Regions from separate parts of the Homo sapiens genome. Here region 1 is linked to region 2. A link is a loop called in an ENCODE intact Hi-C map of the cell type or tissue named here. Cell type or tissue: heart left ventricle. All regions are shown on one strand.

Evidence for each region. A loop is a pair of places that touch in the nucleus more often than their neighbours do. Peaks named below come from ENCODE experiments on the same cell type or tissue, not always from the same donor. Only the 100,000 strongest peaks of a DNase experiment are listed, where the experiment ranks them.
Region 1: a loop joins it to region 2, with 4 times the contacts of the local background. A loop is called at or near these places in 11 of 110 quality-filtered maps.

The regions. Positions count from the first base shown.
Region 1 is chr2:27,682,490-27,684,989 of GRCh38, forward strand. All of the region lies in intron 9 of SLC4A1AP (solute carrier family 4 member 1 adaptor protein), which reads left to right. Among named protein-coding and RNA genes, the nearest start is that of SLC4A1AP, 20 kb to the left of the region's middle. RefSeq lists an enhancer at 1-375. In heart left ventricle, CTCF peaks have their summits at 1,186 (motif pointing left) and 1,387; no DNase peak of the experiment used is centred here.
Region 2 is chr2:28,451,185-28,453,684 of GRCh38, forward strand. No RefSeq gene overlaps it. Among named protein-coding and RNA genes, the nearest start is that of PLB1, 44 kb to the right of the region's middle. RefSeq lists enhancers at 546-1,059, 1,060-1,573. In heart left ventricle, CTCF peaks have their summits at 1,490 (motif pointing left) and 1,690; a DNase peak (open chromatin) is centred at 1,457.

The sequences.
Region 1 (2,500 bases), 770 kb before region 2:
GATCACATCTTTCCCAGAACTTGGTTCTTGGATTCTTTTTTTTTTTTTTTTTTGGAGACAGAGTCTCACTCTGTCACCAGGCTGGAGTGCAGTGGCGTGATCTCGGCTGACTGCAACTTCCGCCTCCCGGGTTCAAGCAATTCTCCTGCCTCAGCCTCTCGAGTAGCTGGGACTACAGGCGTGCTCCACCATGCCCAGCTAATTTTTGTATTTTTAGTAGGATGGGACTTCACCATGTTGGCCAGGATGGTCTCCATCTCTTGACCTCGTGATCCACCTGCCTTGGCCTCCCAAAATGCTGGGTTTATAGGCATGAGCCATTGTGCCTGGCCAGTTTGTGGATTCTTTTTCTCAGCTTAGGGTTATCAAGAATTGATGAATTAATTTATGCCAATCAATTTGCAAGTAAATGGTTTGTAAATTAGAATCATAGTTTATTAATTTCTCATGAATGTTGCATTTAAGAATGGGTCTCCTGCATTAAATGCTTTTCCCCAGGTGGATAGATGTAGTGTTCAGACTCACCAACATTTAAGAACATAGTGTGTGCACTTGCCTCTGCCATATGATTTTTCTTCATTTAATCCTTCCAACACCTTTTGCTGTGTGGGAATTATTGCCTCTTACAAATGAGGAAATAGAGTCAGAGAAGTTAAATACCAGATCACACCAGCGTTATGTAACTAAGCTGGTAATCAGATCCAGGTCTGTCTCTTGAGCTTTATGATTTCCCTGCTACCCTACAATATATGTCTGTCTGTATGTTTTTGCTTTATCTATATTCCTATTCATAGATTCAGCTTTTAAAAGGTTTTCATTACCCCTAAGAGCTGAACCTTGAGTATTAGTTTGCTAGGGCCACCATAACAAAATACTAGGGATTGGGCAGCTTAAACAACAGAAATTTATTTGTTCACAGTTGCCAGCAGGGTTGGTTTCCTCTAAGGCCTCTCTGCTTACCAATGGCTGCCCTCTTGCTGGCTCTTCAGATGGCCATCCCTCTGTGCACTTGCACTCCTGGTGTCTCTTCTTCTTCTTCTAAGGACATGAGTCATACTGAGTTAGGGCCCCACCCTAATAGTGTCATTTTAATTCAGTTTAATTTAATTTACAGTCATATTCTGAGGTACTGGGGCTTGGGACTTCAAACATGAATTTGGGCAGCAGGGGGCACAATTCGTCCAAAACACCCTGAATTAGGGTATACTGCCCTCTGGTGGCAGAAATCTGAAGTCCTAGCTATGTATTCTTTTTGTTTGTTTCATTGAGAGACAGTCTCACACTGTCACCCAGGCTGCAGTGCAGTGGCCATCTCGGCTCACTGCAACCTCCTCCTCCCGGGTTCAAGCGATTCTCCTGCCTCAGCTTCCCGAGTAGCTGGGATTACAGGCACCCACCACCACGCCCAACTAATTTTTTGTATTTTTTTTTAGTAGAGACAGTTTTTCACCATGGCCAGACTGGTCTCGAACTCCTGACCTCATGATTCACCTGCCTCGGCCTCACTATGTATTCTGAATGAGTAATGGTTTACCTAACAAGTAGGCTTTTCAATCTGTTGCGGTGGGGACTTAGGTTTTAAATAGAAAACTTTTTACTAAACAGCCCTCCTTAGAGAATTTTAGAACTAAGTCCTATATTTAAAAGATAATATAGGCCGGGCGCGGTGGCTCATACCTGTTATCCCAGCACTTTGGGAGGCCGAGGTGGGTGGATTGCTTGAGCTCACTAGTCGAGACCAGCCTGGGCAACATGGTGAAACCCCGTCTCTACTAAAAATACAAAAATTAGCTGAGCACGGTGGCCTGCGCACCTATAACCCCAGCTACTCAGGAGGCTGAGGCAGGAGAATCGCTTGAACCGGGGAGGCAGAGGTTTCAGTGAGCTGAGATCGCACCACTGCACTCCAGCTTGGGCCACAGAGCAAGACTCTGTCTCAAAAAAAAAAAAAAAAAGATATAACCAAGATATGCTTTGGTTCCTTCCCTCTATTCCATAACTGTGATCAACCTTTTCTAATAAATACTTTTATTGAATGGCTTTGATTAGAATATTTAGCTTTATTCTTTGAGAAATGTCTTCCTCCTTTTCTTCAGGATCTGTTTGATGGATTTACATGCCTTGTTTCCTTGAAATTACGCTAAGTCTAAAATGAAAAAGCAGCACAAATGACTTATTTCTGATTGTCTGATTTATTCCTTAGAAGATTTTGTAATCAATTGAAATCCTTTAATATCATGAGTTATAACAGTCCAGAATTCCTGTAGCTGGCACTCATCTGAAATAACTATTTTAGTTCCTTACAAGCTATTTTCAAGTGTTTTGTATTTAGTAATCTTTGACTCTAGGAACTAATAAAGACACTTGTTTAGGGTCTATAGAGGGGTAAAATTTCATGTCAAAGTCCCACCTCCAGCAGACTTCTGTGGAGTTCATCAACCTAAAAAGAGTAAACATTCAGTACATTTAGACTGACCTCCTTGAAAAGATTTTTCTCTTG
Region 2 (2,500 bases):
CACTTCAAGGTCAAAGGAGGCTATTAATAATTACATCTGGACAACAGTTGTAATCTGGGACTGTCTGGACAAAAAGGTGTCTGTTGAATAAGTGAATGAATGAACAAATGAATGAATGAATGATTCTTAGGCTGAGGCTGCTGACACCGAGGCATTCATGGCTTCCTACATCCGTTGGTGCCACTGTCTAATAGAAAATTCACCCGTGTATACCATGTATACCAAGCTGGGATTGAAAGTCCATCTCCGTTCTTAGCTTGCAGACTGGGACTCCACTGCAGAGAGAAACTGGGCTGAGCCGGAAGGGCCCTGCAGGTGCTGCTCAGAGCATCTTCCTCCACTTTCCTGCTGGCTTGGGCACCAGGAACTCGGCTCTGCGCTTTCTGTTCTTTGTAGCATTTAATCCTTACACCAGCCTTGTGAAGTAGATGTTCTTATTACCTTTTACAGGTGAATCAACCCAGGCTTAGAGAAGTGAAGTATTGTGCCCAAGGCGCTAATATCAGAGATACAACCTATACCCAAGTCTGTGGGACACCGAAGTACGTGCCTCTAAGACGTCACCACCTTGCCTTTTATGTGGCCTTCTCTCAAGAAGAGGACTTAGAGGCTTGGGGCGTCCAGTTTCTGGAGGCAGGCAGGGCCTCCTGTGGCCTGATCCATTGGCTGGAGAGGAGTCAGCAGGGGCTGGGGTCATGGCATTGTCCCAGTGGGAATGGAAAGTTTGCCTCCTGGAGGCGCCCCCTCTGCCCCACGTCTGATTGCGGGCAGAGTCTTGGACGGGGCAGTGGCACATTCAGAACCTCTGGCCAGGCTAGGACCATGAGAAGTGGGCTTTTCATAGGTTACAAGCCCTGTGGCCGTGGGAGCAGGCGGGGCAGGGACCCTGGTCAGCCTGATTCACAGGCCAGGATGCTGCCACCTGAGCCTTGTAACTGAGCCCTCGTGGCTCCTGAGGGTGGGTTAAGGAGGAGAAGGTGTTCCGAACCGGAACTCCTAACCAAGGGCTCTATCAGTCCTTCCACCTCCTGCTTCCGGCCCGCCCCACACCTACCCCCTGGAGGGCCGTGGAGTTTCTTTGATGCACGGCCTGGCTGTTTTTCCAGAACGTGGTTCATTTGCAGTCCCAGCCCATCGGGAGAGCGGCCTGAGAGTCTGAGGGCTCCAGCCCAGGGGAGAGGCTTGCTGGGGCCTGGCTGGGCTGAAGTGGTGGAGAGGGGAGAGGCCAGGCCCAGAACCTCTTTTTCCCTCTTGTGTTCCCAGGCCGGTCAGGCTCCTGCTGGGCGATTGATGGAGGTGAGAGGATGTGGGCTAGGGCTGGGTCTGGGCAAGGGCTCTGTGAGGGAGCAGGGTTAGGCACTCTCCCCCGCTCCCCCCACCTGCCTCCCACCTCCACTCTCTGCAGATAGCCCTTGCCCCAAGGCTGCAGCCCAGTTGACATCCCTGAGCCTGGGCCACCAAGCGCAGCTCCCTTGCGCCCTCTAGTGTCTGCCCCTCTCAGGTACAGGGTGCCTTGGGCCAATCTCTGAACCTAGAATTGACCTTCCAAACCGGGCCATTCCTAAGCATGAGGTGGACTCTGTTGACAATGATGCTGGGCAGCAGACGCAAAAAGAGACTGGGCCAGCTGTCTTTTCACTCCACTCAGGTCAGAAGTGCCCCCTCCCCACTCCACTGTGGTCCCCAGAACCATCTCTGGGAACCACCCCATTTGTAAATGAGATAATGCATGTGACGTGCTTAGCAAGGGGCTGGGAGAGTAGGGGACCAGTGACTATGTGGTCAATGAACAGCTATTAGCTCCACTAGGTAGAAGCAATGATCTGTTTGGTCCTGTGCTGGGGGCTCGTTTCCAGGGGGGAGGACAGAGAAGCTCTGTCCAGTGCTGCTGAGGCAGGAATGAGGACTCCATGTTCGGAGTCTGGCACGGAGCAGGAGGGTGATTTGATGGCTCGGTGTGTGTTGGCTGCAAGAGCAAATGCAAAACGTCAGCCTGAGATTAATCAAGACATCCTTCCACTTACCGTTTCGGGTCTTGTTGGGGAGTTTGGAAGGAAAACTGCCTTTCCAGCAAGATGTTTTGACATGATGCCTTTTCCCTGGCATGCGTTGTCTCCTTCTCCCCACCCATCCCCTTCGCCACAGCTTTAGGGATGACCTCTGCCCTGCTGGGTGCCCTTGATGACTAACACAGCAAGTGTGTGGACCGCCACCTGTCCTGGCCTCACCCACCTTCACCCTCCATTTCTTCATGACTGCCCCCGTGGCTTCTAGGGGGAAGGCCCCAGACAGGTTTGCTAAACTACTGACTCCCAGGGCTCCCTGACAGGGCCTGATGCAGGGTGGCCAGCGGTTGTGACCCCTAGACCAGGTGGGTCCCAGCACAGGGACCTGAGCCCCACCCTCAGGGAGCTGGCGGCTACACGGGGAGCGGTCACCTGTACAGATAAATCTAGTGGAAAGCCCCCATGGCCAGAACCAGGGCGGAGGGCCTGGGGCA